2 separate regions of the Homo sapiens genome follow, and region 2 is linked to region 1. The links are chromatin loops, found by intact Hi-C in ENCODE. Cell type or tissue: dorsolateral prefrontal cortex. All regions are shown on one strand. Links, peaks and the distances in the headings refer to the core of each region. The heading gives the core; the rest is flanking DNA. Region 1 holds the start of LOC105372031 (a long non-coding RNA gene). Region 2 has its middle 100 kb from the start of LINC01894.

Region 1 (11,884 bases), core at 3,154-8,153:
GTGTTGTCACCTAAAGCTAATATACCTGAAACAAATCAAGGTTTCAAATATTTACCCTAATTGAAAAAAAAGGCCATCTATTAAATGTACTCAACATTCTAGGTAAAATCTACCACATTTCACATTTATCTTTTAGGCTTAAATCCTGCTATTTCATTTAAAAAATATTTTCAAACACATCTTCTCATTTATACATTTGGGGAAAACAGTGAATCAGAATTTGTAATGCATCCAGCCTAGAAGGATGTAACTATTGAGCTTGAAAATTGAGCAAGTGAATTTATAATTAAATTGCAGATTGTGTCCAGGTATGATATATTTTTTACAAATACATAAAGAATTATAGAGCAATGGACCATTATAAAAATTATGCAATCCCTAACACCAGGCTTAATTCAGGTTCTTGTCTGTGGTCCATGCCTGACTATATCTATTATATAACTGTTCTCTTAAGCTTGTAAATTTCAGTGACACGTCAAGTGAGCTGAAGGTTAGGATCAAGGTTTTAACCAGGATTCAAGAGAGCAGAAACCTTTTCTTTCTTCTCTCCAGTCCCCATTACTTGTCTTTGTAAAGGAAATTACACAACACCCCCTCTAGAAGTCATAAGGCGTGGGGATTGAGCAGAAGTAAATAGTTTGAGCAAGGAATAATACTTATAGAAAAATAAATAAAGCATCCCTGAAAGGCTGATTTCTGTTTTAAAATATAAAATGTAAAAACTCTCATTTGCCAGTACTGTAAATGGATTGTGTTCTCCAAAGAACACACAGGGACTCACTACTCCAAGCGGGTTGGTCCACACTCTTCAGGTATCAGACTCCTCCAAGACTTTTGTGGTGATGGTCTCCCCGCCAACATACTCTGAGGTCTACCTAAGACTTTGAGAGTTATCCATCCCCATTAACTTAGGCTTTTTGGCAGCCACAGTGCAAACTAAGCTTAAATGGTGAATATAGGTTTAAACGATGTCAATTTCTTTTTACACGTGGAAGAAACTGTAGAAGATTCTTTCAACTCAGGTTCCTGAATCAACTTTAACTTTTTTTCCCTTTGGCACTAAGTGCTACTTACAGGGACTGTCTTTCTGGGTGATGGCAAGTTTTCTGCATTTCAATGTGAAGTACTTAACATGTCCATGTTAAATTTTAATTTTTGAAACCAGTCTCTTCACTTGAGCTGACTCTCCGAGAGCTGTAGCTCTTACTGCCGAAAAAGCTTTGCTAGAAACCAGCTCTGTGGCCTAAAAAGTCTATTTAAAGATGCAAATGTGTGTGCATGGTTAGTGCAGATGTTTTTCTACAGCAACTGTACTTGCTGAGTTTCACCATTTCCATAAAGCACATTAAAACAAGTGTGTGAACACTCCGAGATGAAAGTCTCCAACACTCCTGAGACTTTCAGTGGAAAGTAGAGCCGCCTGACTTTTCTCCAAGCAGACAGGAATGCCCATGATTCAGCAGCCTGAGTAAATAAAAGAGGTCCTTATTTCCTAATTTCGCTGGCTGGCCACACTGCAGCAGCCTCTGTGTTTCTGCCAAAGGGGATGCAGAACTGGAACTACACCCAGCCGCTGAAGGCCTGTCTTTGTTAGCCAGCCAGGCTTTCCGGACCATCTTCTGGCAGCAGAACGGCCATATCCTGCAAGGAAGACCTCCATCTCAGGCTAGGCGCTTCTCTAGTCTGCCTAAAAGGACGAAACAACAGATTTTGCTGGGTCTGTGTTGGAGGAGGACAGCTGGAAACTCAGTTAGCAGCAGAGTAACACCTGTTCAGGCATATTTATGGGGGAAAGTGCTCACTAACAGAAAAGTGAAGTCATACCAGAAGGAGTTATTCCACAGAAAAAAGGCAACAGAACACAGAGTACCTTTGTGACGTGAGCCATCAGCCCCTCGTGTGCCAACCTGGGGAGGAGGAAGCAGAGACTGGACGTGATTTGATCCTAGCTCCTGCTGATGGACAGACAAGCACGCAAATGAGGGTCTGAGAGTCTGTTTACAGCCTGCCATTGTGGAAGAGAAATGCTGAGGGTTCTGGCCACTCGCTGGTGTTCAAGACTAATCAAATTAGCCAGAAATTAGAAAATAAGATCAAAGAGAGAGGAAGAGAATATGTGCAGAAGGGCTAGACTAATGTTAATGCTTACTTTGTTTATGATTAAGCGGGTCTTAATTTGTGTAGGACATACACTTCCTGAGGACAGGGACCAAGCCTTTCAGAAGATTGATTCCAACACTAGGGGCAATCTGAAATTATTCAAGAGAAACTAATGTAAGAAAGTAGATGAAAATACTTTCTCTGAAGTTATGGAAACTTCTGATAATGTTCTTCATAGGGCCTGGTCTGCAAGAAACTGGCTTAACAATATCCTTTTGCTACCTGAGCTTGTTCACTGCAACAGCAGAGTACCCTCTTAACTGCCCATCGGGGACTCAGTATCATGTGTGCTAGTGCCACACAGCAAGATTTCCTTAACAGGGACAGGATTTACATCAATGGTTACTTTTCAAGTGAGGAGAAGAAGCACAAATACTGATGGGTCTGATACTTGTGTAGGAACCAAAAGTCAAGATCCTGGAGTTTTATTTCTAGCTTCATAACTGACTTAGAGAGTGACCTGGCTAAGTCATTTAATCTGCCCCTACCTAGGTATTTCACCTGCAATATGAAGATAAGAATTCTTGCTACTTACCCTCTGGGGTGTTACAAAGACTAGTGAATGTTTCTAGGGCACCTTATCATGGCTGGAAGAAAAGCTGCATATGTAAACAAAAAGATTTATATGTGTTGCATGTATTTCTGTTTCCATGTGTAAGCTTCTATGAATATAGCATAAACATATTTTAATATTTTCTTTCCTTTAATGCAATCTCAGGAATATTAATTTTAAGGACTGACCCAATGGCAATCTACAGTGCCTTAAGCTTTCACAGTTGTATACGCAGCTAGCAAGAAAATAAAAGATAAATAGCTGGTGATACCTAAATGTTAATAGACCATAAATCTGTGCTTACTATGTTCCAAACATTAAATTATCAAACATGGGATATAATCTTGGGTCTTTACAGGCAGGTAACCTTGGCACAAGTGTTTTTCTATGGAATTCTGAGGCCAAGAATGCGGTTTATACCTCTCTTCTCCTTAAAACACGAGCAATACAATCATTGCATTATTTAGCAACATGGTAAGTTGATTCAGTAAATTTTTTTTTGAGGCTCAAACAATAGGGTAAGACTTGAGACCAACAAAATTTCAGGTTTCCCCCCACTTGCCTTACATAATTGTTTACTTCTGCCAGCAGGCTATAGGAGCAGTTCTGAAATTTCTTACTAAATAGAATTCACAGTACTTTTTCAGTCATTAGCTACCTGAGACACTTTAACATAAGCTGAAACTCCTGGGGGAGATACACAGGTGTGCACAAACACTAAGAGAAGTCGGGCTCTACTTAAAGAGGACAATATTTTGAAATGCATGTTTAATAGACACAGGTAACAAGGGTACTTGACATGTTACTTCAATGCCAACACAGTAACAATTTTACACCATCATATTTAAAATCTTCTAACCAAATTACAAAATACATTTTTAAAGCAATGATTTAAATTGCTAAAAGATAAGGTCATGCTAAAAAAAAACTATTATACATTATTACACAATTGCTTCCCTTCATTCTCCATAGAAATGTCAACAGTTTTAGAAAAGCTGTAACTTTAATAGCTATCATGCTTCTTTTTAAAAAAAAAAAATCAACAGCTCCACATTAAATTCACTCCTTTGTCATATAACTTATTTAACTACTTGAAAACGAATACCCTTTACTGGGTGTTCAAATGAGAAATGTGAACTTTAAAATTATTTATAATTCACAGATGCTTTTAAATTCTGTAATATTTTGAACTGTTCTAGAAGGACCAATTAAATGAATTAACAGTTAGGTTATGAGGAAGAAGGGTGGTCACCCATTAATAACAGCAGCTGTGAAGAGCGGGAGTTGGTGGTGCACATTTTTTAACAGTCTTAAGATGAATTCCAGATATCAGAGCTCAAGCTCAGAGGTTTTTTTTTTTTTTTTTTTGCCTTCAATACTCCCTAGTAAAAAAGAGGCTCGCTTTCCCCCAACAACACTTTAACACTTCAGATGAGCCAACAAAGAGATAAGGAGTTGTTATCACATCTCCATGGCTCTCCTTAGGTAATCCTGGGCTTTTCATCCATTCTTTCACCAGACACATTTCGATTGCATGTGCAGGGAGAAGTATAAATGTTTTGCTTGCTGTTGCTTAAAGTTCATTTGAACAGACGGAGCTCAATGAATTCCATCTTCCGCAGCCAAATTAAATAGAAAACAGTGCATTCTTAAGCAGTTCACACTTAACTCCACCTCTCAAATCAGAGGAAAAAGCTGACGTGAAACCAGTTAAAGAACAGTCATCCTCTCTCGCACGGAAATCAAGACATTGTGTTTCTGAAGCCAGACAGAAGGAAAAGTGGTTTCCAATTATGTGGGGGGTGAGAATTGCTTTTCTTTTTCTATCTTTTGGCTCACTTAAAAATATATATAACTAATGATAAGCACCCACCTCTTGGCGTTCAATAATTGGCAACTGTGTATTACACATCTGTTTACAGTGCCGTGACTGAGGGTGTTCTAAACCGTTTAACATGTTGATCTTTTCTTGAATAATGACAGACGTCACCAGAGTGGATTTCCTGAGTCTGTATTCTTTTTATTCTCTACTATTTTGAGTTAGAAGGCATTTATTAGTTACTATGTGCTCTTGTGTTTATATATGACCTCATACCACAAAGAATTTAAAGCAGTTTTTCATTGCTTTAATCCATTGATTTAATCAACTTTTATTAAGCACCTACTATGTGTTCAGGTCTAATATTGGCTTGTGAACTTTAGAAACTACTTTTTTTTTGAAGTTTTGATTTCCTTGTCTATAATATCAGAAAAATTTCGGCCTGCCTCAACATATGAGGTATTATAAGACTCAAACATGACCTTATATGAAGGAGTTTTCTGTACTGCTAAAATCTAAAAATGTATTACATTATTACTACTGCTATGAAAGCCAAAGTTACCTATAAGTGATAAGTGGTAAATGATAACTCATAAATGTGAGAACAGCAGAAAGGAATCAAAATTAACGATAATTTAGTTGTTGCAGTTTTCATATTGAGATTCTAAAAATTTTTAATGACTTAAAGGGCATTTCTGTTTATAAATAAAAATAAACAAAAATAAAGAACTACTATTTAACAATATTATTTAAATAACAATTTGATAGACAATATTATCATTATAAAATTAATATGGATTAATTTATTAACAATATTATTATTCTTGTTAAATAACAGTCTTAATAAATAAAAATAAACAAACAAAAATATTCCAAAAAAACTCTTCTGAATGCTACTCACAGATATCTTGAAAATCAATGTGTAGCAGTTCATTGGTTAATAGCTACACACACTGGCCAGTTGTGATTAATTCATGAGTGTTGTAAAGTCCACACAACGAAAGGGCCTGCATTCAAAGTCCAGGAGCCACATTCCATAGTGCCAGCACCACTCTATAAGTGACTATTTGGCTTAGTTAGAAAGTCCTTGAGGCCAATTCTATTTCACTTCAAAATCCTTTGCACCAGTGTGAAATATACGTACTGAGCTTTGAAGGATGACCTACACTTTTTAAAAATACTCAGTAAATTTCTCAATGCTACCAAGTTAATCATTAGTGATTTTAAATTAACTTCTTCACTGGGGAAGCAGAAGGTAAAGGGGATTCTTCCACTGAGAAAACTAAGTTCGGAAATGGCTTCGTTAGGGAATGACGGATCTTAGAAACTTCATTTCACCACGTTAATGGTTTTGGAAGAACTGCCATAAACCACCAGAATTTTCAAAAAACGAAATCAAATTCTATTTCAAAGCAGCATCTGGTCTAACAGAATGTTTTGTCTTGTTAAACTAGACTTTACTGACTATTTTTCCAACATGTAGGCTTTGGTCCAAGGCCGGAAAACTTTCAGTCACCAGGAATTATAACAGTCCTGAAATGGTATTTATTGGAGCCGAATTTCACCTGTATTATAACCATGGCAGTAGTAACGCCAACATGAATTTTCGGCAGCCTGAAAAGGCCACACTGTATACTTCACTGCAGACAAGGCCACTAGAGAATACAAAAGTGCTGAAAGGCTAAAATTTAATTAATGAACAATTAGCACCCCCTGTGGGTTCATTGTGCAGTAAAGTGATAAATATGGTTTGCTAATGTAGAAAAAGCTGTTACAAAGATTAGGGGGGAACTATTACTACAATTATCCATATGCCTTTGTATTACAACTGACCTCAGTACCAGTTCTTGATTTGGACATACATGTGTCTAACAAATGATAGGAATTGTTAAGGTCTGTGGCAAATAATCATTTTGAATTTTGTTAAAGCACAGACTGACTCACACAGGTTGTCAGGCTGTTTTCATAGGGTGAAAAAGCCACTGAGATCGCTAGTGAGTACACCCAGCCAACCACCCAGCAGCTGCAACTCAAAGTAGTATCTGTTGTCTGCTCCTCAGTTTTATGCATTTAATGAGGAAATTATATGCTACAGTGGTATTAAGGAATTCAGAGATGAGGGGCTGGGCGCGGTGGCTCACGCCTGTAATCCCAGCACTTTGGGAGGCTGAGGCGGGCAGACTGCCTGAGCCCAGGAGTTCGAGATCAGCCTGGATAACATGGTGAAACCCCGTCTCTACTAAAATACAAAAAATTAGCCGGGCGTGGTGGCATGCGTCTGTAGTACCAGCTACTCAAGAGGCTGAGGCAGGAGAATTGCCTGAACCCGGGAGGCAGAGGTTGCAGTGAGCCGAGATCACGCCACTGCAGTCCAGCCTGGGTGACACAGTGAGACTCCATCTCAAAAAAAAAAAAAAAATTAAAAAGGCATTTCAGGGATGTTGGACTATCTTGAGACTTCATGCATAAGAAAGACTCTACAGTAGGGCCAATCACTAATATGCCTTATACAATAGAATTTTTATAGTGTTTCAACAGAATTATTACCTTTCACATTAACACTTACATGGTAAAACTGAAATGGAAAAATGAGATTGGATTCCAAGTAACCCAAATGATATAAGACAATCCTTTATCTCAAATGAGATAATGTTTATAAAAGTACTATATAAACTGGAAAGCCAAAGCTATTTTCTTAAAATCATCTTTAGTTAGGGTATGACAAAGTATCTCTACACAGGTCTTATGATATTAAGTACATGTATTTATAGAGTTTTTAAATTTATAATTTTGCTAATTCAGCAAAATATAAAAGAGGCATTCTGAAAATAAGGCGAATTATCAATTTGAGGACTTTCCAGTTACCCTCTTTGCCCTTTATGTTTTATTTTTCACTTTTGGTTTGATTTTTCTCTTCCCTAGAATCTCTACCTTAGAATGAATATGATGATAACATCCAAGCCAGTTCATTTCATTATTTTTTTCTTGGTAACAGCCCTGGTAATTTATTTATGGGAACCAGTACAGTTAAAATTGTGGCACACGGTATGTGTACGCTTGCATGCTTTTATCCACAGTTGACTAAATGTTCAGAATAGACTAAGTGATTTATGCCAAAGTAGTTTTTCAAATATTTTAGGTAACTCTCATTACAAAAGTGCTAATCGTAGTAATTTGACACTTAATAGGACTAAATATCTGTACAATCATGTCTTAATGAAATATGTCTCTAAGGGAAGACTTTATGACGCTACTTTCTACTGATTAATATCTATAATCATATTTTTATTAAATTATATATATGTGTCTATATATAAATAACACATATTATCTGAGATGATACATCTTGGCAAATATTCCAACACCTGTGACAAAATCAGGCCTCAAAAACCCCATGATACCTCCACATACTAGCATCTTACTTTGCCTCCATCCAAGATACTTTAAAAATAACAAAATAATGTATAAGAAAAGAATCCAAGGTAGTGTGGCCACAGTAATGAGACACATTGCTAATATTCAAAGATATAAAACCTACCAGCACAGTTTTAGAATCTTCACTGACTCAATACTGTCTGTACCAAAGGGCTGTTCTCTGAAATCTTTACAAAGCTTCCTCCCACATCTGAGCTCTGCTCTTTTCTCTTAAGATGGCCTGTTGTTTGGCATGGATTGTGCATACCTCTGGGTCTGACTTTAGGGCTCAAAGGAAAGAAAATGAGTGAATGTGATTGAAGCCTACACAGAGAAAAGAAAGTCAAGGCTGTCATTCCTAACTTTTCATGTATATATATGAAACATAAGATTTAAGACCTGTGAGAAATGTGGGCCTTTAGGGGAAAAAAAGTGCTAATTTTACAGATGAACAAATAGGTCAACGAGGATGAGTAACATGTTATAATCTTGTACTAACAATAGTAGTTGACAGTGGCACTGAAACCCACATCCAAATCTCCAGTGCCGAGGCAAGCACCTTGGCTCTACGTATTAGAAAACCCTCAAAGTCCATCCTTCCCAAACTCTCCTCCACTAAAACAACAACAACAATAACTCAAATGCTGAGTTTTTATGGGTAAATGAATAAACCTAAAGTGGTGTTTAATAGTGTTTCTCTTTTAAAAAAAATTCATTGTTTTTCATATTACTAAACCAATTCATGCTAACTGATGTATGTATTCACACATATACAGAAGAAGACAAAAATTGCCTAACAACTCTACAAACCTATAACTCTCTGTTAACAAGTCATGACAGCCAATTTCTTAATTTGATTTCACTGCTGGCTATTGACCAGAAAAATCCTATATATACACATCTCCTTAACAGTGGGTCTGTTTGCCTCTCTCCTGTTCTTCCATCCTCTGCTTTGAGCAGGGTGGTATGGTCGGATCAGGTATTGACAAAGCAAAGCAGAAAAAAAGACACAGTCAAACTGGCACTGTGGCCAGCTTTACTTTCCTCTCACACCCTTGCCTGTAGGGACATATTCCCTGCCACTGATTCAAATGAAGGATCCTTCTCACCTATCCCTTAAGCTACCCTTCTTCAATTATCATTCCAGCTATCCTGGCTGTACACAACAAAACCAAAGGCTGACCCTCTACCACAGCCAGATGACACAGGGCAGCATTTCTTAGTCTAATCCACCAATCACTAGCAGACCAACTGCTTGAACTGCCTGTTTAAAATGCAGACACCTGGACTCCACCCCACGCCTCCTGACTGAACTTCTGAGGATGGGGCCCAGAAATCTCCCTTTTTTAGCAAGTTTCCTGAGTCTTCACCTGCATTCCCAAGCTTGAGAATCACCTTAGAATCTTTTCTTTCCCCTGAATCACCTAAGTCCTTGCTTGAAGTTTGCTGCACTCAGCTGTGCCTTTCCCGTGTTTGCTCCTCTGTAATGGAACATCATTGATGGAGGGCTTTCTCGCCCTTATTCAAAGACCAAATTGAATCCCAGTTCTTCCAAGAAGCAGCTTTTACAGAAAGAAAATTAGATCACTATATTCTTTGCCCTCCTATCCTTTAACAGCCCCCCTCCCACTTTGAGTAGGACTCCATATTTCAAATCTTTTCAGTGAAATACTCAATTAGCTCCTGCAAGTAACTTCCTCTCTGTAAGAGCGTTGGCAGCAGCTTGTACATTTCCAGAAAAAGAGTGACCATTTTAAAGAGTTATACAGTTCCAAGTACATAAAGCCTGGTATTACATGCTTAGGAAACATAGTTCTGAGTAGACAGCCGTGTTTCAAGTGTGTACATGAAAAAGTCTGTCTGCTAAACTTTTGTTGATGATTACTTTCAAGCTGCGTTAGCTAGATGGGAAATATTAATACACTATCAAAGGTAGCTCATCCTGCCAACCATTTCAACATAGAAAGAAGGTTGTCACAAAACTACAAAGCAAATGAATATCTGGAGTAAGAAGTGAGAAAAGAGGAAGGGAGCTTCCTATATTCAGCAATACTTTCTTTTTCCACTCAGGGAGGCGATGCTAGAATTGCTGATTAAATGCCTCAAGTTTGGACCTCTCTAGAAATTCTTTGTTCTTTGAACAGGCTACAGTCTCTTGCAACTTCCGGGGTTCAGAATGTAAGTGTGGTATGCCATACAGTAAATGAAGCCTTCTGTTGTCAGAGCTGGAAATAGGAGGGGGGAGGAGAAGGAGGGCTTGATCTCAAGTGATTTTTATTGGCTTCATTTACATCCTGTTTAAGGTCTTCCAAGTAGCTCAAGGTGTCTTATCTCTGGCTACCAGGGGGTATTTTGCAGTCAAAGCAGTTAACATATTTTCTCTCTCCCTCTCCTCCTGTCCCTTTCCCTCAAGCTCTCTTTTTTTTCAAGCCATCTTATCTTATCACACACATCTCTTCAGGCTGAGGAGAACCCATACTTATCAGAAGCAGTGCACTCTATTGTCGTTCAGGGCTGTTAAAGACAAATGATAGTGTAAGTCAAAAGAAAATCAGTTAACCTCTTCTGCACTCCGTTTTGAAATACTCTGGACTGCCTCACCTTTATTAGTCCTAAGTGGCATCAGAAGTGCCCCTCAAATTTCCATGCATACAGAACATCCCATCTCCCCCATCAGAGTAAGAAGACTAGGGACAAAGTTGCTGGTCACTGTTGGACACTGACGTCACATGAGGCACTTCTGCCTTTATCAGACTCCTCCCCACTCTTAGGTGACTTATCCATGATCTCACAGGAAGTGGTAGCTTCAAACATCTATAAGGAAAAACAACAACAACAAAAACAACAACAAAACCCAGAAACTAAAGGAGAGTAAGGGAAAGTGGGGAACAGTAGTCAAGAGACAAGGAACTTCTCCCCAGATATGCCTGAATGCTTGCCCACGACACTGACATAAACACGAGAGGGCTGTCAGAAGCATACGCAGCACGCATCTTCTGTAACAGCAACACAGACACTATTATTCAAACCTATTAAATCATCACACAATCTGCTAGAGAGCCTGAGTGTTGAAGAGCTTGATCTTCTGTTACAAACTCAGCAATGATAGCCCTTGATTCTGAGTACACATTGGAATCGTCCAAAGAGCCTTTAAAATTACATACTGGATCCATCCTCAGGCCAATTAAATCAGACTCTCTGAGAGTTAAGACCCATAGAGGGTACAGGCTGGGTTCACAACCACTACCCTAGATTAAAAACCCCATGGAAGCTGGTCTAAAAGACAGATTCCACAAAACAAATCTCTTTCTTATCCAGGTTCCCTTACCCCTCGACAGGCAGGCCAGCACTGGGGCGAGTTTTCTGCACTACTTTGTGTCATATGCAATGAACCAGATATTAAAAAAAAAAAAAAAAAAAAAAGTTAGAGCAAGCAATACTGAACACTCCAATCATTCACCATTATCACAGGTAAAAGTGCAATATGTAAACAGTTATTAGGCGTCTCATCTGTGTGTTTTATACTCCCTTTAAAAATTCCCATTCCTCTTCTCCTTCATACCCCAGCACCCCATGGGCTCCTTTATATTAGTGATAACCCCATACTTTCACCTGCAGTGAAGGCTCTCTTAATTGTCCATTATCTTAGTGTGTCAGCAACAAAGGAGCAGGAATGGAATCCTCGTCCAAACGGTTTCACCTCCCTCTCCTGAGAGTGATGCCCTTGTCAAGGCATTAAAGACACGAAAACCTGCCACTTATCAGAATTGTATTTGAATCGAACCACTGTCCTTGAAAACTGTAGGCAGGAGATATTATCAAACCACAACGCATTGCCAGCTCCAGTTCCATGGTGGCTCGAACAATCTAGAAAGATACTATCCAAACTTTGCCATGCATTCCTCATAATAGAATTACAGGGAACAATGCAAACATGC
Region 2 (11,884 bases), core at 3,869-8,868, 350 kb before region 1:
TTGTGTGTGGAATCGGATACATATCTTTGCAAACAGAGATACAAACTATAAAGTAGCCCAGATACCCCCAGTGAGGTGTAGAAATCAAAGGCCCTGCTGGGGAGCCATGATAAGGCGTAGGGACAAAAGAGCAGTGAGGGGCATGTGCACAGTGACCCCCATTCCGATGGACAGCCTCAGGACTGAAGAAGGACACATTCTGTCCATTCTTATGAAGGGCTTTCAGGGAGAGGCAGCTGGGTGCCAATGCTGGGTACAAGGGAAGATCTCATGTCCAGGGATGGCGGAGACCTGCTCATTAGCAGGGAGGAGAACAAGAATTGGAAACCTGGTGATTCTTAAGGGATGAAGTTTCTGGGGTCCAGTGTTCTCTTCTCTGAATTTAAAAAATCACTGCAGAGTCGTGTGTAAAGAAAGATTCATGTGTTAATTTCGAGTCTTGGTTCAGTGGAAGGTACGGTATAGTGTCTGGGAAAGTCAGTGTTTGAGGAAGAGAGGCTGAGCACAAAATGAAGAAAGCAAGACTATCTGCTTGACTTTGCCTTCCACATAACAGAAAGAAAGTCAATGTTGAGTTAAAAAATCAGAAAGGGCTTTGTTTGGAAAGTAATCACATCTCTTCTGCTAAAGAGAAAACTCTTTTTTTTGGCCCTTACTTTTAGTAACTTTATGTATAACAGGTGAAGAACATGGATGAACCATGATATGTTACTTATTCACAGAGGCTGGCCTTATGCCAAGATCACTTAGGAATAAGTCAATGGAATCCTAGAGCCTGTGACAGGAGCTGTGCTAATGGGATGAGCCCTCTTAACAGAAGTCATCATACCCCCCTATTGCCAAATCATTCAGCTCCCCCATTAGCAAAAGCTGGGCTTTTATGAACTGATGTCCTTTCTAGATGGACACATTTGATGGAAGGTGTGTGTCTTGGATGAGGTCTTCCTGCTCACCCCATCAATCAGCATCTCCCACACATATATGCAGCTGCTGAGGAAGGGGTTGGATTATCCAATAATATAGCCAGTCCTAGTTCTACCTTACATGTTGCTATTTTGATTTAATTTTTCCAAGAAGTTTGAGCCAAAGTCATCTTTTGAAAACCAGATTCTCTGCTAGGCATTTTTCTTTCCCTTCCTCTCCTCCTCCTCCATCTTTGTAGTACTAGCCTGCAAAATGACTTCCAATGAATGATTTCTCATGCCTTTGTGTCATCTCCTTCTACACTGCATCAGGCTTGGTCTGTATTACCAGTGAAATATGGTGGAAACAATGGTGTAAATTTCTAAAGCTAGATCATAAAGGACATCATAGCTTCCACTTTTCTTCCTCTCGGTTCACTCATTCTGCGGGAAGTCAGCTGCCATGACATAAAGACACCCCAGCAGCATATGGAGAGGTCCATGTGAGAGGAACTGATGCCTCCTGCCAACAGCTATCACCGACTTTTCAGCCATGTGAATGAGCCATCTTGAAAGTGGTCCTTCAGCCCCAGTCAAGCCTTCAGATGACCATAGTTCCATCTGACATCTTGACTGCAACTTCATGAGAGACTCTGAGCTAAAACCATCCAGTTGAGCTGTTCCCAAGTCCCTGACCCCCTGAAACTGTGAGAGATTATAAAGATGTTTTTCTTGTTTTAGAGATCCAGGACTAGGGTGAAGTAAGCCAGGTACCTAGGGTACAAATTTAAGGAATCAATCATTCTCAAGGTGATGGACATGCAGGGTCACTAGCCTCACCTGTGTTTTAAGTCATTAAGTAATTTGTACTAAGCTATAGATAAGTGATACAGTCGGTCTTCTTCTCCTCTTCCTCCTCCTTCTTCTTCTTTCTTTGCCCCTTTGTTGTATTGCATTCATCTAGGCTCATTCTGACCTCCTAGAGTTTTGTCAATTATTTCTCTTCAGGCTTCCTGCTACCAGAAGCTGTGCTGTAACTAACCTCCTAGAGATACCTCATTTGATTTAGGGTCCAATAGTGTAGTCTTTTATGTTAACCAATTAATTTAGAAAACAAAAGAGCCACAACCATCATGCAGTCTCTACGTTTCTAGTATTGATACATACTAATGGCATCTTTATCAGGTGTTATCATATCAAGAAGATATTAATGCCTCTCTCCTACCACAAGTCGTGATAGTAGAGAACATTTTTCATGATGTGAAACAATGGGTTTGTGGTTTAGAACACAGCCTGGAGTCACTGGGGGGATGAAGTAATAGCTAAAGTTAATGTAGGTCAATAAGAACCAGAGGCTTTTCAGTAAAGACAGGGTGGCCAAAGACAAAGACTTTCATGAGAGGATCAAGGACAAACATCTAATTCAAAACCATAGAGCAGCTAATGTCAAATGCTTGCTCAAACTTTAGTTGAGCAGAGATTGATAGATGCTACTGCAAGACTAACATTTTCTGATCACTTCCAGAATGTGTCTACATACTCAACGATAATAAAATACACATTTTCAGCCCACTTTTTTTTTTCTGATTCCAAAAGATTCATGTGACTATAGAGCTGTAAATGAAAGCGGGCCATTTATTTTATTCTTTTGCCTTTTGGCAAGTTTGAAGTTCTTTCTACGCTTTTGTTAAAGATCATACTTCCAGCAAATCCAATGCAGTTCGGGAGCCCTTCTAGGTTCACCTACTCTACCAAGGTGGTAAGGAATCATCAACATCTTATTCAGTTGAATGATTACTCACACAATGTACCCTGGAAAAGTGTTTTTAACAAAGATATGCTCAGATGTGCTGAGAGTTGATGAAAATAAAATGAAGGGGACCAGCGTGCTCTTATTCCGCTTGAAAGATTTAGTACCACTGGTGTATTATTAAATCTGAAGACAAAGCAAACTCCTAGCAAACACTGAAAGGAACCAGTATTTAAGTATAATAATAAGTAATAATAATAGTAACAAGAAGAAGGAGAACAAGGTGAGTAAAGAACAATAGCACCAGCCACATCTATTGAGCATCAACCATCCAGGCACTGTCTTGTGTGCTTTGTATGGCTTTACCTATATAATGGTCACAACAACCCAGTGAAAGACCCCACTGCTACGTACCCTGAGAGAGGACACTGAGACACACACAGAAATAAGGTAATCAGAGATCAGACCTGCCAATAAGAGGTAGATTCAGGAAGGACTGTGATGTTTGAGGCTACCAATGAGACAGTTATTTTCTTTAGATGTTTTGTTATTTTCTCTTGATTCTATTGTTGAAGTTCTTGAATATAATCCCTTCTAAAGTGATGCCTTACTCAGCACTACTCAATGGCTGGCAGCAGCCATAACCATAAAGGCCAGAGTTGGGGAATTACAGAAGAACCCTTGATCAGGATGGGCAGAAGAAAGACAGCCCACCACAGAGATTCATTGGCAATAGCCTCAAGCAACATGCAACAGATAGCTTAGAGAACTTGATAATTAGCAGCGACAAAAAGATTGATTTGTCATCAGAGACTGATTTGTGAGGAAAGGACACAGTCAATGTTCTTTTTGACACCCATAGCTAAAGCCACCAGTCAAAGAGAGTCTTTGCATATGACAAAGAACATGGGGAAAAGGTCATCCTTTTAGTTTCTTCATGTATTTTAATAACAAATTCAGCATCAGCACCCCCACCACTAGAGTGTAAGCTCTTTGAAAGGCTGAACCATTTGATCTTCAGCACCAAACATAATATCTAGCACCCAATAGCCATTTAAATATATTGGCTTGATATTTGAGTGGGAAAAATAATAATATACTCACAGCCAATGAACCACAACTAACCCAAGATGGCCTATGGCCTCTAGGCTTTGGCACCAGAAAGGCCTCGGTTGAAATCTAGACTCTGCCACTTCCTGGATGTGCAACTGGAGAAATGACTGAACCATTCTAGACCTCAATTTTCTTACTTATTAAAAAAGGGGGTAATTGCAGTATATATTTCATGGACATATTTTGAAGGTGCAATTATGAAGAAATGATTGAGAACATGGACTTTGGAACAGACTGCATGGAATTGAATTCTTGCTCTGTCTCTTAATCAGACATATATAGGCCCAGGCAAATTATTTAACATTGCCATGGCTCAGTTTCCTTCTCTGTAAAACAGTGAAAATTATAATACCTACCTCATGGTTGTTGTGTTTGTTTTGGAGAAGCAATACCTCATGGGGTTTACGAGGAGTAAGCTAATGAATACAAAATGCATAGAAATATGTCTGGCACATAGTAAGTTCTATGTAAGTGTTCACTATGATAGTTAAGTCACAGGATGCTTTTAAAGCTCATGGCACAGTGCCCTGCACGCTGTAAATGCTCAATAAATTGTTGTAACTGCATATTTTACTCATAATAATTAACATTAGCTGAAAGGAGGGGGTTGTCTAATGTGAAACGAGAATGAATTGCAAATTGCTATACTGTTGCAACTTTAATAAAACTATTATCTATTTCCTGGGAGTGACACTGTAAATTAAACTATTCGCTCATCAAGTGGCTGTTTCCTGGGATTTTTCAAGTTTCTTTTAACATCCACCATTTCTTCTGGCTAATGTCACATGTTGACTTGTTAGAGATGATCATTTTAGTGATGATCAGTGTTGAACCTTAGACGCAGCACAAATACCCTCTATATTTTATGGGTCATATCTCTGAGACTTTAGCAATACTTATCTGGGGGACTCTTCCTTAAAGGCATACATTCTTATTTTATTGTGCCCATTTTTCTCAAAAGCAATTTTAGACTGCAAAGCCAATGCATGCAGAGGTATTGCAGAATTAGAGTGGTATGGCACATTTGGACCCTGCAGAGAAGCCTGTAGGACCAGAACTTTGTCTCTTCTTTTATAGGAAGAAGCAGTTTACCAGGTTCTTATTCTTATTCTCAATGGACCAGCTGGGCCAGGGCCGGTTTTCAATGCAGACTCTCTCTTTTGCTCTTGCTGTGTATCGGAAGGATTCCCCCCTGGTTGCTTGTCAGGTGCAGGCTCTTGGCAACCTGGAGCCAAGCTCAGTGGAAGCGCATGTTTCCAGCCACGGCATCGCCATTGACAGGAAGGGCTGGCATGTATCACTTTTCAGCATCCAACCAGGTGATTGCTTCCCCAAAGGTGGGAACAGGTGCTTCTCCAATCTCTCAACTGTGCCTCGTTTCCTCCAGTCAGGCTGTTTGGTGGGCTGCCCTTTAGTAAAATCCACTTAGATGGCACCTGGCCGGCATTTTATTTCACCTATGTGAGCTGGTCTTTGCATTGTAGAATATGTCACCAATCACGCCACTTTCTTGGAATAAACAAACAAACGTTTCACTTAAACTAGCCCATGTTATAGAAAGTCCATCATCATTAGAGGATTTTTTGTAAAAAAAAAAAAAAAAAAAAAGAATCGTGCTCAAAAATGCAATTTCTTTGGGGAGGGGAAGTATTTTAAAAGTCATTGCCAGCCATGGAGAACTTAATGTGAATTAACTATCAGGGTTAAGAGTGTGGGCTCTGGAGCCAGACCATCAAGATGTGGCCCTTCCTACCTATGTATTTGTTGAAGAAATGCCCAAGGGGACACCTGCTTCAGGAAGAACAGTGGGCTCTTGTTCAGCTTCCATTATTCTGCAGATACTCAGAAGCCAAATTTCCCCAGGATCATAAAACAGCACTGCCTTCATCCTGACTGCAGTCTGTACTGGCTTCTTGAATGAGGGGTCATCGAACAAGAGGGACGCACATGGGCCTTGCTCAAGGGGTAGTCAGAAGGGTTTACTTGATAAGCTCACCCTCTAGAAATCCAAACAGGGAGAGGCTAAGATCCTTAGCCTATAAGAGTTTTAGGAGAGAGAATGTGAGCGTTAACATTCTCTCCTTAAACAGGAGACTTTTATAATGGCCCCACAGGGTGACTGTTTGATTTGCCTGTTTGTTTCTGCTGGGTGGTTTGGAGAAGAGCTTTTCAAATGTAGGGGCCTTGTGCTGGTTTTTAGGGTTTGTAAGGCAGAGGGCTCCTGGGAAGACTGTGTTCCACTCTGCCATCCAGCTCTCGTGGAGGATAGCCCCAGGGACAGAGCACGGAGGCAACAGTCAAGCAAAGAGGAAGGTTGGTGTAGAGACAGGAGAAGGCTTAAGTTCCACAGCAAGAAAGGTGAGTTCAAGCTGGACCCCATAGCATAGGTTGGCACCCTGATTGTCACTTGCTTCTTCCTTTAGCTCCATGTTAGCGTTCAATTTGCCTAAGGATCAATCATTCTTAGCTGCCCAAGAGAGGAACTCATTGTTTCTTCAAGGAAATTCAGTAGACATAAAGAATATATATCTCTATGCACATACACATATGCACACATATATACACACATACATATATATATATATGAATACACATATTTATTTATAAAAAATACGTGTCATTGACAGAAGCCCTTTTATTTCCCAGGAAAATTGTATTTTAAAAGATTATTAGGTAATAAGAAGCCAGACTCATGGGTCTGGCTCTAGCTTGAGACATTTCAGGCATTAAAGCCTTAAGGAGGAACTATTTTATTTGCAGAGAAATTGCAAAAGAAGAGGGAAAAATATGAGTCTGTTTGGATGAATCCATTCTCTAGGAAGATAAAACGCAGACCAATACAAAGCTGTTGTGTTGAGCTGATCCCCTCTGCCAATTGATGTACATTGTTGTGGCCTTCCTAAGACCCTTCAAACAGCACCACAGAGGCTGCTGTCTCTTTTATCTGAAAGGCCAGCCTTGTGTGCAGCCGGCTGACCATGAAAAACTAAACATCCTTGACAGACAGTAAATTCCATTAAGGCAGGAACTATACCCATCCTTGAGCATAAATTCCAAATGTTTAGTTCAGAGCTCTGTGCCTCATGGTCACTTAATAAATATTTGCTGAGTTGTTGACATACTACTAGGAAGAGATGTGTCCATGAAAATAAGCATGCACAGCATTTATCTATGTAACCTTGGGCCCATTCATGAGCTTTTTGGATTACTGTTTCCTCATCTGTAAATAATATGGTGCTTAACATTTATTAGGTTCCAAACCTGTGCGAGGCATTGAGCTAAGCATTTTATAGTCATGATCTCATTGAATCCTTAAAACATACCTATAGAGTATAAACTATTATTATTTTACAGATGAGAAGACTCCAGCATAAAGAAACTCCAGGTCATTGAGTGGGTAATTAGTAGAGTGATGAGATGAAGGCAGGAGTCTGGCTCATGAGTTCATGATTTACCTGATACACTGCAACAGGGATAGCAAGGCCTCCTGTAACTAATTTTTTTATGTACCCAGTCAACATATTTCTGGGAAGTGCCTTCTTGGCTCCAGGGTTCCCCAGAGGCGTGAGGTGAATTCAGCAAGAGAAGGAGGGCAAAGGTTCTTGGGTTAGGAATGCTCTTGGCTGCAAGTAACAGAACATCTAACTGACTATGCCTAGCGGGCAGTAGGCTTTCCAGAAATGGTGGTCCTGCTGCTGCATCTTTGGGCATTAACCACCCTGAGAATCTTTGGCTGTCTGAACTGCACTTTCTTAGGCCTTTTCAGGGGCGGCAGCAATAGTGGTGAAAAGCAAGAAGTATGAGTCTCCTAGCTTTGGCGTGTGCTTTGAATCCTTGCTGAATCCACCAAGGCTGACCAGGTAAAGTCTTTTCTTCCCTCCCACCCTCATGAGAAATGCCTCCCTGTGGGTGGAAAACACAGACATCCTCTGAATGGTGAAGTCAGAGGAGCCCTGGCTCTTCTAATAATAACTTTTCATTTCCTGAAATGCCTGCAGCCCATTTCTGTGAAACCAGGCCAGGAGTAACTAACTAGAAGAGCAATGATTTGAGATTTTTTAAATTACTATTGGTGAAACCTCCTGATGGTTCCCTTCATTATTTAAAATTAATTTTTTTCAGGTTACCATGCAAAATAGGGACTGTGGTGATTGAATATTTGGCTGCTTGTAAGGACCTATGTTTTTCACTATTGCCTCTATTGTGTTCTATTGGGCTATATTCTGAAAGGAGGTTAAAATATCTCTGCTAGCCACCCCTTATACCCCATTTTTATGGCCAGTGATAATGTTCTCATTGAAGCCTCCATCACCCCATGGGCATCACAATAGCCTCCCACCTTATCTCTCCCCCTTTAATCTATTCTGCTCCCTACCACCGAATTAGTCTTTCTAAAATGCTGCTTTCCTTATGTCATTGCTTTGCTTATAAAACTTTGTGGCTCCTCTCTTCTTGATGAATAAACCCTAGACTGTTCAGCCAGGCATTCTGATCCTCCACTCTCAGTCCCTTCTTTCCCCCTCATTCCCCAGTGAGAGCTCATTCCTCCCACTAAGCAGATCCTCTGCCCTGAATACACCGTGCGTAGTTCTATTTTTGCTCCTCTGCACATCTCTTCACTTGGAGTTCTTTTCCCTTCCTCTCCCGCTCTCCTATTCAACCTATGGTTGAAAACTCTCTTCAACAGTGTAGAACTGTAGACTACTCTGGCCAGTCTTGATCTTCTTCAGCAATCTCTCTTTCTTACTCACAGATATTCTATAGTCCTTCTTGTCCTGGGACATTTTCATGGCCAGTGATGATTTAACATATGCTGAATGAACTTATTACTTGTATCTCCTGGACTACACTATATAATTTTCCCTGTTTCTTGGCCCCAGATTAATTGATGATGCTTGTCATAGTATTGTGAGTAACTACAGAGATAGTTTTTGAGTTAGACACACGATGGCAGACATTATTAATTGCCTATTCAGTCCCCTTCCTTACTGATGGAGTCTGACTTTATTCAGTGTAGCAGCATGCCCCACCTGGGTGGTTTAATCTCAAGCAAAAGCTAATTGCAATACTCATAAGTATTTCCTAGCTTCTTTTGCAGCTAGGAGTGGCCACACAACGTTGTAATGGTAAGTATGCTAAAGGTCTCTGGGAAGGGCTTTGTTTCCTGATAAAGGGCACAGTGTTTGAGGAGAATGTTATTGATGCTGAATATTTCACTCTACCTGCTTTGGTTGTGATTTGGATGTTTGGGGCCTATGCTAATCATTTTGCAACTATGAGGCAATGAGGCTGAGAATGAAAATTCAACACACTGCTCATGGTAAACAGAGAAACAGGAAAAACCTAGGTGCTCAGAGTCTTTGTTGAACCACTATGTCAACATGCAACCACCTCTCAATTTCCTGCATGTGAGATAATTAAGTGTCTTTAATACTTAAGCCATTGTTAGATAGATATTCTATTACTTGCAGCTGAAAGCATTCCTAACTTGTACTACCAACTTAATATTTCTAGAGCCTTGAAGAATGCATGAACATTATAAATCTAATCAAATGCTTTGAACCCACACAGGAGAAGATACTGTGATATTTTATAAAAAGTAATCTTCAAGAAATTAACATCATATGCATATACATCTAGGTATACTCTATTGGCAATGTAAATAAGCCTTTTCAATGACAATCTTAAAAATATTAAATCATAACCATAAGAATCTATTAGGTAATAGGTTAGCTGAGCAAGGGGAAACAAACAGTGTAGTAGAATGAATGCATTTAAAAAAAATTTTGAACTCACTTTTTTAAACACCAAATTCTTAGCTCTAAAAAAACTCACTAATACTTACACATTAATTTATTTTACTATTTGTTAGGGAAACCAGCATTCCCTTGGTCTCATGTTTTTTCAGAGGGCTTCTGCCAAAATAACACTTCTGGCCTTTCTTTATGCCCTTAATCATTTACTTTCATGGAAAGAGTGAGTTACCTGATAGATATGTTTGGAAAAAAAATTCTGGGCATACTCCATCCACCATATCTCTTGGCCTCTCTGTTTCTGGTGGGGCAATTTGATGACTGGATATGAACATCTCTGCCAATCCACACAGTAAAAAGTTTCATGAGTCTTGATCTGCTTCTCCATAGGTGAGGCCAGCAGTTTGAATGGACAAGTTCAAATCCAAGGGGATGTATTAGGAAACCCAGTTGTGGCCATTAGTCAAGCATTACTCGCTGATTTAGCTTTATTAGTAATTAAGTTGATATTTTGATCTCCATCAATTTCTATCCTGTGTCGACTTTGCAACTGTTTCCAAACATAGGAAGGGAAAAGAAATTTATTATTAATTGGTGACCTGGAATGCCAACCTAGAGCCACAAGTGTTGTATTCTTCTAGGATGTTTCTTACTTATCAGAGAAGTCTATCTTCTCATTTTGGAATAATAATATTACTTTATCTGATTAGTCATTTGTGTATTCATTTATTCAATGATTATTTATTGAGTATTTATATACTACAAACATGCTGAATATATAGTGGTCAGCACAAACAGACAAGTATAAGAATACTACTATACTATTATATATATACTACTATATATACATACACACGTATACACATATGTACTTATATACATACGTATATACATATATATACACAATTAGACTGTACTGAGTGCCACTAAAGAGTGACACAGAGGACACATTTCATGAAAACAGATAATAAAGAGATTTTATTTAATTAGGAAAATCAACAAAGGCTTCTCTGAGGAAGTAATAATCAATTAAGCAGGGATCTGAGGAATGACTTGCTATTAACTAGTTGAAGGGGGCAGGAAATACTATTCTAGCCCCATGTAAAAGCCCTGTGATGGAAAGGAGTATGGCAAGAACAATGGAATTAAAGGAGTCCACAGTGGATTGAGAAGGAGATAAAGCGATACTGGAGATGAGGTTGGAGAGATAGGTAGGGGTCAAATCGTGCAGAACCGTGAAGGCCACATTAAGTAAGAAGTTTGGATTTTTCTTAAGAGCAAGGTGAAAGCTGTCAGCTTGGCAGGAGGTCAGGCAGATGAGGTGGTTTGGACTAGGGTGGTAGTGATAAAGTCAGAGAAGGAGCCACCTTGGATAAATATTTAGAAGATAAATTTCTTCTCAATATTTAGAACAACTCAGTCATAGGCAGGATGGGATGCACAGGAAGTTTCAAGGGTGACATCTAGGTTTCTAGCTTGTACGTCTAGATAGATGGGGGCCGTTTACTGAGAGAAGAAATCTTTGGAGAATACCGTATTTGGGAGGAAAGATGATGAGTTTGGTTTTGGACCTGTTGAGTCTGATATCAGGCTTTTTAGACACAGAAGAAAAGATCCAGTAGGTAGTTCAATTTATGGGTCTTGAGAGGAAAAAGGTGATCTGGGCTGGATAAGTTATGTATACACGGTCAGTGAATAAGTTACGTATACATGGCGATTAAAACAGTACGTTTGGATGAGCTTATCTGGAAAAGTTTACATAAACTAGAGTCAAAGACCAAGACCTACAAAATTCCAACATTTAATGATGAGACAGTGAAGAATCTGCCTGAAAAGGAGAATAACAACTAGAAATGACAGAGATAAGAAGAAAATCAGGAGAATACCACATAAACCAGGGGGGAATGCTTAAGGAAGGGTGATGTGCTTAACTGTGGAACATCGCCAAGACAGGGAAGAAGTGAGCTGAAAAATGTTCATGGAATTCAGTCACTGAGACCTTAACAAGAGCCATTTTCCTAAAGACGTGGGACAGACCTCTGGCTGGAGACAGCTGGGTACTGAGTGGTACTCGAAGGACACAGTAAGCATAAGAAAATTCTTCTAGAAAGTTTTCTGTGAAGGGAAGGAAGACAGAGGCAGGGCTGAAGTTGGCAAGTATTTTTAAATGTGACTTAAGATGATTTAACAAGTTCAATGGGAAAGGTTTGCTTGAGAAAGAGAGTCTGCATATATGAAAGTAAAAGAATCATTGATAGTGTAAGGTTTCTATGAAGATGTGAGGGAATGAAGGGTAAAGTGCAGGACAAAGAATTGACTTTAGGTAAGAGGATGAACAGCTCCTCTATCATAAAAAGAGAGAAGCA

Evidence for each region. A loop is a pair of places that touch in the nucleus more often than their neighbours do. Peaks named below come from ENCODE experiments on the same cell type or tissue, not always from the same donor. Only the 100,000 strongest peaks of a DNase experiment are listed, where the experiment ranks them.
Region 2: a loop joins it to region 1, with 2.9 times the contacts of the local background. A loop is called at or near these places in 14 of 110 quality-filtered maps.

Annotation. Positions count from the first base shown.
Region 1 is chr18:25,229,601-25,241,484 of GRCh38, forward strand. The region is part of intron 3 of ZNF521 (zinc finger protein 521); the gene reads right to left. It overlaps LOC105372031 (a long non-coding RNA gene), which reads left to right and starts at 4,430. Exons shown (of 4, transcript XR_001753378.3): 1 at 4,430-4,515. RefSeq lists enhancers at 1-420, 1,342-1,461. In dorsolateral prefrontal cortex, for the core only: CTCF peaks have their summits at 6,237 and 6,443; no DNase peak of the experiment used is centred there; H3K4me3 peaks cover 543 bases; H3K27ac peaks cover 692 bases.
Region 2 is chr18:24,878,633-24,890,516 of GRCh38, forward strand. No RefSeq gene overlaps it. Among named protein-coding and RNA genes, the nearest start is that of LINC01894, 100 kb to the right of the region's middle. In dorsolateral prefrontal cortex, for the core only: no CTCF peak of the experiment used is centred there; no DNase peak of the experiment used is centred there.